Linked DNA regions of Homo sapiens: region 1 is linked to region 2. The links are chromatin loops, found by intact Hi-C in ENCODE. Cell type or tissue: GM12878. All regions are shown on one strand.

Region 1 (5,000 bases), 89 kb after region 2:
TGCAGCATGAAGGCTAAATGCACAGGTTAATAGTAGAATGACCTGGGTTCAAATATGAGCCTTACCATTTACAAGTTGTGCAAGCCTCCATTAATGAGGATTGGTAATAGTATTTCTCTCCGTAGGGTTAATGAGAAGATTAAGTGAAGTATAGACACATACAAAGCACAATAGGCTGCATTATATGTAACTTGCTATTAGTAGCAGCCTAGGTCTCAAGAGCCTTTTTGGAGGGGATGCCCCAGACTTGGCTTCTGGGAGGGAAGGAGGGACCCCCTCCAACACACACTTGGCAAAGGCCTGCAGTAGAGGCTACCCAAAAGCCATGTGTGTGCTCCCTGTGTTTCCTCTCCTGGAGGTTCATTTCCTTTGCTCTCCCATCATTTCTGCTCATTCTTGCCAGTTCAAAGCCTTTTATGGTGACTTGGGGTTTGACCTTTGTGGGTTCAGTTTCCAGGCATTTCCTGTTACCTTTTCTTTCTGTCAGTTTCCTTCTTTATGGACAGTTTGTTTTCTTGTGCTCACCACAGCACAAAGAAGCAGTCTAATACATTTCCATGCCCATAGCAGGGCATCAAAGTGTGGTAGAAACAACCATGGCCAGGGTATCAGGGCACCTGGGTTTTGATTTTCCTAAGCTTGCCTGGGCACCTCACTTTGGCACTCTGACCCTTAGTTTCCTTGTTTTCACATAGAGAGCATTGGACTAGATCGATAAGTACTCAGAGGCCCCAGATACATGCCTAGCTCCCTGTGTTGTGATATGCCTACTTTTATGGTGAGGTCTTTGATCTAATTTCACGTCTACCTATTTTGTATTTAAATAACAGAAGAGCAGATATCAGGTCCTCTTAATGTGTACACACACACACACACACACACACACAAACAGGAGAAATATATGCTAATTTGCTTGACTGTAGTAATCATTTCACTATAGGTATATAAAAACATCATATTGTATATGTTAAAAATGTACAATAAAAACTAAAGCAATCTACTTAAGGCATCCCTTCTAGAGGAGAGGAGCTTTTTAGTAATACCCACCCCATCAAGATTAAGTTATAGAGGAAAAGAAAAAAAAAGAAAGTAATACCCACCCATGGAAGGAGGGGCCAGAGATTGGCCAAAGGGATTGTCCAAAGCAACTCATCCATAGGAGGCCATCCGCCCCTCACAATTTTCCTGCAGCATCAGCTAGAATGCCCTGGCAGGCAGTCCTTGAAAATCCATGGCTTAGGTGTTGCTTAAGATTTTTTAGTTGCCCATCTAGCCCACACAGAGAGGAGTATCCAGCCAGAGAAGAAGCTGTGCTGAGCTGGAGCAGGCAGTGGGGGAATCAGTCAGTTAAAAGGCAACTTAAGCAGCTGCTCTGTGAGGAGGTAGTTGGTATCGCTTCTGTTTTACTCATGGGGAGCTGAAACTCAAAAAGGTTTGATGACTTGCCCCAGAGGTTAAGTTTGTGACAGGACATGATTTCAACCGCACGTCCGTAGTGCTTGGCATGCTCAGTGTTGCACTGAATGGAACGAACAAATTGTAGGGTGGCTCTGTTGCTATCTGACTGTATCACCATAGATAAGTAATTTCACTTCTTTAAACCTGTTTCCCCACGACTAAAGTGAGGATGATAATACCTACTGATATGGTTTGACTCTGTGTCCCCATCAAAATCTCACCTTGAATTGTAATAATCCCCACGTGTCTAGGGCAGGACTAGGTGGAGATAACTGAATCATGGCGAAAGTTTCCCCCATGCTGTTCTCATGATAATAAGCGAGTCTCACAAGATCTGATGACTTTATAAGCATCTGGCATTTCCCCTGCTTGCACTCATTCTCTCTCCTGCTGCTCTGTGAAGAGGTGCCTTCTGGCATGATGATAAGTTTCCTGAGGCCTCCCCAGCCATGTGGAACTGTGAGTCAAGTAAACCTCTTTTTCTTTTTTTTTTTTTTTTTTTTTGAGACGGAGTCTGGCTCTGTAGCCCAGGCTGAAGTGCAGTGGCACGATCTCGGCTCACTGCAGCCTCTGACCCCCAGGCTCAAGCAATTCTTCTGTCTCAGCCTCCTGAGTAGCTGAGATTACAGGCATGCACCACCACGCCCGGCTAATTTTTGTATTTTTAGTAGAGACAGGGTTTCACCATGTTGGTCAGGCTGGTCTCGAACTCCTGACCTCGTGATCCACCCGTCTCAGCCTCCCAAAGTGCTGGGATTACAGGCGTGAGCCACTGCGCCCGGCTTTTTTTTTTTTTTTTTTTAAATTACCCAGTTTCAGGTATTTCTTCATAGCAGCATGAGAATGGACTAATATACCTACCTTCCAAAATTGTTTTGGCCATAACATGACAACATGCAGATAAATGTGCTTTATGAAAACAATGCTCTACAGGTACAAGGCATAACAGATTAGAAAGCTAATTTACCATTAGATTTTCTCACTGATCATCTTCTATTAAAAATAGTGAGGTGCTTAAAGTAATGAGACTCTATACATCCCATAGGCCACTAAGCTACTTTCATTTTGAATAGAAAAATAATGACGGTGCTTATAAACATTTCTATCTTTTCTGACATAGTCTGCATGAGAATGAGGTGCTCACCCCTGGAGTAGTTGGTGACTAAGGTGACTTCCAGCTTGGTGACTCCAGAGGAAAGCAAGGCTGTTACAATAGCCTCAAGGTCAGGTCTTCTGATTCAATTGGCCTTATTTTCACATTGCCTTGCAGAGGGCCTAGTAGGCTCAATGACTGGAAAAATGAATGCAGAATTGTGAGCCAGTTGTCTATGCATGAGACGACCACACGATGGCAGTAAAGTCAGGTGAATTCATTCTCTGCTGCTTTCTCAGTCCTGCCTCTAGTCCTTAGATCAAAGAATGTGAACACACTTAATTCCTTGTTTCTGTTTCTTCCAGTTAATGCCTGGGCAACATGGTGAAGCCCCGTCTCAACAAAAAATATAAATTTTTATTTATTTTTTTTAATATTTTTTGTTGAGACGGGGCTTCACCATGTTGCCCAGGCTGGTCTCAAATTGCTGGACTCATCTAAGCTGCCCAGCTCGGCCTCTTAAAGTGCTGGGATTACAGGCATGAGCTGCTTGGCCTGACATTAACTGATAGTATTACTATTGTTATTAGTATAGGTTGGACAATATAGAAGGTTTTTTAATAAAGTGAAATGGGTTTCAAACGCAGGAACCAGGAGGAAAACTAGGGTCAACTGTAATCCCAGGAGCAATTCCCTGGCGAGGCTAGAGTTACAGGGATGAAAATATATGTTATATCTGTGTTCTGTGTCATATAACTTTTTCAAATCATTGTCACCTAGCCTCACCCTGGTGAACTGTGAGAAATTATGAGAAAGAGACAAATGTATCTTTCAAGTGAAAGCTGCTAGCACTGCATCAAGCACAGTGTAGGTTTCCAAAAAATGTGGATTCCTCTTGCTTTTCCTCTGAAAGTTAGACTGATGTGGGCTAATGATATGGTCCTATCCAGTGGTTCCCCATGGAAATGTGTATCAGAATCATCTGGGCCTTCTCCCCAGACATACTAATTTTGTAGATCTGGAGTGGAGCCTAGGAATCTGTATTTTACAGCTCTCTCAGACACTTTTGGGAACTTGTTGGACCAGTTGGGAGTGTGTTGAGCTGAGATAAAGAGGATCTGAGAAGTATTAATTATTCTAGGCATGGTGCTAAGTGCTTTGTATGTGTCATCTTTTTGGCCTTCAGAGCTGCTCTGTGAGATAGGTGGTATCACTTCCATTTTACTCACGGAGAAGCTGAAACACAGAAAGGAGAAATGGCTTGCCTCACAGGTTCATTTTGTGAAAGGACGTGATTTCTAGCACAGTTCCCTGTAACTCTCATCCCAGACTCTTCTCCCTGTACCACACTGACTTCCTGAGCACACACAGACCTGGGCTCAGTCTCTATTTTCTCTAAGTGGGGACCTTGGTCAGACACTTTATCTGGCTGTTCGATTCTTTCCTCTATAATAATTCCTGCCTCTGGCTGGGACTTGACGAATGAATAAAACAAATGAAAAATAAATAAATGAGATAATGGATCACAAAATACCTTAAAAATGATAAAGTACTAAACTCATATTGGGTGGTATTATTTGTGGCATTTGTCATTACCCAGGAACCTTGGACCTGGAAAAGTCTCTGTGGTGTATATCCGTTGGCTGATAAAGCATGGATGGAAATAGCTAATGTTCAAAGCTGGCATTGCTGGTATGGGGCTAATTTAATGGCTAGAATGAGGGAACATGCACTTCTGAGTCCTGAGGTAAATCAGCTCACTGGGTCTGGCTTTCTAGCATTCTTGAATGTTCAAGGATTATGTCAAAAATTAATAACAGTCACTCAAAAAGCATATTCTGAACATTCACTGTATTCAAGATGCTGAATAAGGCATTGTAAAAACTACAAAGAATTTAAGGATATAGTCTTCAACAAGCCTGTAGTTAATTTGAGGAGACATGATCCATACACACACACACACACACACACACACAGATGGAATCTAACAAAAGCAGCCATAATGATGTCAATCACAAATGTGTAGTGTCGTCAGAAGGAGTAAATTACTGTTGTTACGCTAAGACACACAATGAGAACTCTAGAATCTATCTTCCTTCTCTTTATGTAAGTTCTCATCTAGGTTACTGAAAATAGCCCCTGACTCTCTCTCTCCCTGTTCCACAAAGGTACTGCACATCAACGCCTTTATCTATCTCCCATCCTGTGGACAAACTGATGTTTCTAAAATGCAAATCTGATGTCATTATCCTTCTTTAGCAGTGGTTCCCCATTGCCTTCAGGATAAAGTCCAGATTCTTTAGCAAGGCCTACAGGGACTCTGGCTATCACTTCCATCACCACCCTGTCTTCTTCTCTTGCCCAGCCACCTCGAAAATACCATGTTCCTCCACCCCTTTGCAACTTTGCATGTGTTACTCCCTTTGCTGGGAATGCCCTTCTTCCCTTC
Region 2 (5,000 bases):
AGAAAGAGGAGGAGGACTAGAGAGAAAGGGAGGGTAGAGAGAAAGAGAAGAGACAATGTGCATTGTTGCTGACATGCACTGTTTTTGTTTCTGTGTGTGCTTTGTACTTGTAATGGTTAATGCCCAGATGTGTCCTAAACCCCATGAAGCTGTTTCCTTCCCAATCACTAGTGAGTAGTAACAGTCCAATCCAAATGTAACCCTTGATCTTTTTCATAAGTAGAGCATAGAATCCTTTGTTCTCACGTACCTTTTTTTAGTACATCATTAAATTGAGTAGAATAACAATAATAATAATAAAAACTCAAGTCAATGTTCCAGTAACCTACCCCTAACTGCCTCTCCCTATGAAACTGCTACTCTTTAATGCACCACAGCTTTGCTCACATCCAAGGCAAGACCTCAATTGATCAGTTGAGGTGATCTTGTTATACCCTTGCGAGGCTATAGGCTACCACACCCAATACATCAACCTTAATCAGCGCTAAGTCCCTATTGCTATTGCCACTCTATTGATCTCTGCTTGTAGGAGATGAGGGTAAGAGAAATTTTTCTTTTACAGTCTTTGACAAAAAGAGAAAAGAAGAAAAGGGAAGAAAAGGAGAAGAAAAGGGAAGAAAAGGTGAAGAAATGAAAGACCTGGAAAAAAGAAGAAGAGGGAGAAATAAGGAAGAGGAACCACTGAAGAAAACTTGAATACTAGTGTCCCCAGGCTCCACACCTACCTAATTTGCTTTTCCCTGTTTCTCCACTCAGCAATGCATTAAATATGTGATCTTTCTTTTAGCCACAGCCTTTCCATTCCTTACTGTGGAGTCAAGAAAAATACATGATATAATGAAGATAAGACAGGCTTTGGAATCAGCTCACCCTAGGTTCTCATTCTAGGACCTAGCACGGTAACTAGCCCATAATGTCAAATAAACTCCTTTTCGTAAGAAATTTGTTTGAGTCCCATGTAGCAATGGCAATGCTCCTGGACTGTATATATTATTCTACCATTGTATGGTATCAGTAAAAACTCACTGGGAATTCACTTTTCTCAACTGTGTTTGGCTATGAGAGCAAGGAATTTCAATTGGCAGGCAAAGTATGTTGTTGCTTAACACCCATATATGAACATGCATACTTGTACACATACAATGTATACATGGTAAAAACAAACAAACAAAAACTCAACCCATACCTAACAACAAGTATACAACAAAAGGTCTCTACTCCCTCCTCCGCAACAACCCTTAGATCCTTTTGAAAATGTAACCACTGGACCACTGTTAACTGTTTCTTGTTTGCCAGATACACTTCAACATGGGGAGGAGGCTGGTCCAAGTTGCTTTTCATTTGCACAAGGTGTTGAAGTAGAGAGTACTCAACAGTTTAGGGTGGGTGGCATCAGGACCTTGGGCTTCCATGGGGATAGTAGCCGTGAAAACAGGTAAGATGAGAGGATGGGAGACATTGCCTGCTTTACAGTCTTGCCTCTTTCGTGGTGTGACTCTTAGATCATGAATTAGAAGGGTCCCATCAAAGGAAAATCTGAGACCTGGAAAAGGAAGTGCCTTGTGCAAGGTTACACATGCAGCCATTTAGAGGCAGAGCTGATATTAGCCCCTAGTCCTCTAGCTTCCTAGGACTCTGTTCTTTCCCTAATTTCCCAGAGCCTCCAACAGTGAAACAAACAAAGCTAGCGCCTCTGCTTCCGGCAACTTCCACTGGTACTCTACTCTCTGTGTCTGGACTGTCAGCCTTACAGATCTGCTGGATTCTTCTAAGGGAGGACTTTTTTCTTTTCTACTTTTAGTGGAGACATGATAGCTTGAGGGCATAAAGACATAGTTTTCAAACTGTAGTATGAATCTGAATCACCTGAGCTGATTGTTAAACATGTTAGTCTTTCCCAGAAGTTACTGACTCTCAAAGAACTTTCGCTACTCCTTTGAAAAAGGTATCAGATACTTACTGGAATTTTTTGTGTTCACATGATGACTTTCTACAGAAGCCCTAAGTCTAGAGCAAAAACACCATCTTGTTTTAAAAATTTCGTTATATTGTTTCTGTTTGATTATAAAATTAATACATATTTATTGGCAAAAATTAATATTACAAAAGAATATTACGAAAGATATACATCAGCAGATGTTTTTAAAGCCTTTTCATCAACTCTCAAGAAAATCTCCATTCTGGACACAAGAGGGAGCTTTTAGCTAAAATGAAAATTTTAATGCAGGCAGTTTCATGGGGGATACATCATCTTTACTTTCTTTAACACATTTGACTTTTTTCTCTTTAAAAACACATTCGCTAATGATTATGGAATTGTATAATGATAGAGCTGATAAACTTCTTAATCATCATGACCTCTCTACAGCAGTTGATATTGTAACTACCCAATGGGTTCATTTTGCCTGCTGCCCACATAGAGCCGATTTATCAAGACAGGGGAATTGCAATAGAGAAAGAGTTTCACACATGTAGAGCTGGCTAAATCAAATCAGCCTCCCTGAAAATTTGGAGGCTAGGGTTTTTCAAGGATAGTTGGGGGGAAGAGAGGTGGGGTGGCCAGGCAATGGGTGCTTGTTGCCAGTTGGTTGGGGATGCAATCATAGGGGCATAAGAAATGGTTCTCATGCCCACTGAGTCACTTTTGGGTGGGACCACAGGAGCAGTTGGCAGGTCCAGGTGGAGCCATTGGTTATCAGACATGCAACAAACCTGAAAAGACATCTCAAAAGGCCAATCTTAGGTTCTACAATAATTATGTTATCTGCAGGAGTAATTGGGGAAGTTGCATATCTTGTAGCTTCTGGAATAATGGTGAGTAATCATTTATGTCAATACCTTGGCAGAATTCAGGCTCCTCTTATCCTCTTAGCCTGGTGGTCTCTCCTTAACTTTTCAAAGGCAGTTGCATTTTGAGGAAGTGCTATTATTATTTAAACTATAAACTAAATGTATCCCGAAGTTAGCTTGGCCCAAGGCCAGGAATAATTAAGGGCAGCTTGAAGGCTCAAAGCAAGATGAGGGGTTGGTTAGATCAGATCTCCTTTACTACCATAATTTTCTCACTGTTATAATTTTTGCAAAGGAAGTTTCAATATGGTTGCCTATTCCTGTCTTTAAAGATTCTCCTTCCTTGTCTCCTGAGATACCACTCTGTTCCTGGCTCTGCTCCTAATTTTTTGACCATTTCTCTTCCTTTGCTCTCCCCTTGAGTGTTGGTTGCTTCTCTGAGACCCTCAGTCCACTTGTCTTCTCATTCTGCAGTGTATACACATGTTCTGTGGCTGACCTCATCCATTCCCATGGTTTCAACTACCACTATGTGCTGATGAAGTAATCACCTGCATATCTCTTGCTATTAAGCTTATACTGAGGCACAGATAATGCATTCACTTGCCTACTGGATAAGCTCAAAAATTCCAAAGCAGCCCAGAAAAAGGTCAATTAACCTGACCCAAAGGGTAGTACATTTTAAGACTACATAATAGGTTGGTTAGGGAATCTCTGAGTTTTCCGAGTCCACAGGGAATCACCTTGGATGACCATGTGAACTGTGATTGTAGAAACAGAAAACAAAACAAAACGAAACGAAAAAAGAGCAACAAAAACCACAATAACAAAAACACTAGAGCACAACAAAAAGTTTCACTTAGGCTGGATTGTCCAATATAACAGTCACAAACTGCAAACGGCTTTTGAGCATCTGAAATGTGTTTGGTTTTAATTGAGATGTAGAGTAAATGTAAAATACTATCAGTTTTAAAAGAAAGCAAAATATCTCTCTCTCTTTTTTTTTTTTTTTTTTTTTTTTACTGATTACAGAACAGTTCCTGGTTCATACGAAATGCTCAATAAATGTTAACTGCTACCATTACTAGACACTCTCAATTCTGGTCACTTCAAATTTCTTGATATTACCCAAACCTACCAGGCACTTTGATGCTTCTTTACCTTTGTGAATGCTGTTTCTCCTGCCTGGAATGCTCTATTGCAAATTCTTCACCTATGAAACTACTACACATACTTCAAGATCTAGCTAAAACATTACCCGCTTTTTGAAATCTGCCACATTACCGGTGGTTATTGTCTCCTCTGTGGCACCGTGTAGATATTGCTATTATTGCACAAATGGTAACACAGCTACACTTGTAATATAATGGGTGTGTCTGCTTCCTTACTGGACTTTTAATCTCAACAGAGATAGGGGCTTGTTGGTCTCCTGTTGGTATATAGCACGAGTGTCTAGCACAACATTTGCCACCGAGTAGGTACTAAATAACTGCTTTTCAAACTGAAAATTGATTAATCTAATTAAACAATCTATCTTTACATATGAGGAAACTGAAGCCCTGGGAAGTGATGGACTTTTTGGACAAGCTTACGCTTTGGACCCTAGTGGACCAGGGGGCCTTTTCTTTTGCCTCTGAAGAAAACAGGCAAAGTGTAGCCCCAGAATAATTAAAATAAAGACTTAAATTAACAGAGATGCCTCACTTTCACTACTTGTGAGAAAATAATGATGGGTGTGAACCCCAAACCTTGATACTGAATTAAGCGTATAATATATGTCCAAACTTCCACTAATTTCTGGTGTCAGGATAAGGATAATAACATTTTGCTATTTAACATCCCTCTGTGGCTGGCTAGACAGCAGGACCTGCAAGCAACTGTAGAGTCCAATATTGTTATGTGCTTGACGGAAAGAATACAATGAGTCAAATGACCTAGATACTAGTCCTTACTTTGTTGCTAACTTCTTAGATAAGTTACTTAAATTTTGTCAACTATTTTCACATCTATATGATGAGTGCTTGGATCAGATGATCTCTAAAGTATAACAAACTCCCTTCTGATTGTGACTGTGACAGGATTCTTCATGTACAATGAGATTCTCTCTTATTTTTAAAGCTCTCTAGAAAAAGTTAATATACATTTCCCTTAAGAATCCCTTCAGTTTTATATCTCTGAGCTAAGTAAGTAATAATGGAAAACTATATCAG

Evidence for each region. A loop is a pair of places that touch in the nucleus more often than their neighbours do. Peaks named below come from ENCODE experiments on the same cell type or tissue, not always from the same donor. Only the 100,000 strongest peaks of a DNase experiment are listed, where the experiment ranks them.
Region 1: it touches region 2 in a loop (5-fold over the local background); 3 of 110 quality-filtered maps call a loop at or near these places.

What each region holds. Positions count from the first base shown.
Region 1 is chrX:112,640,341-112,645,340 of GRCh38, reverse strand. The region is part of intron 3 of LHFPL1 (LHFPL tetraspan subfamily member 1); the gene reads left to right. Among named protein-coding and RNA genes, the nearest start is that of LHFPL1, 37 kb to the left of the region's middle. RefSeq lists enhancers at 1,226-1,275, 3,744-3,793. In GM12878, a CTCF peak has its summit at 2,801 (motif pointing right); DNase peaks (open chromatin) are centred at 1,480, 2,799 and 3,787; H3K4me3 peaks cover 248 bases; H3K27ac peaks cover 3,118 bases.
Region 2 is chrX:112,729,173-112,734,172 of GRCh38, reverse strand. No RefSeq gene overlaps it. Among named protein-coding and RNA genes, the nearest start is that of MIR4329, 49 kb to the left of the region's middle. In GM12878, a CTCF peak has its summit at 2,180 (motif pointing right); no DNase peak of the experiment used is centred here.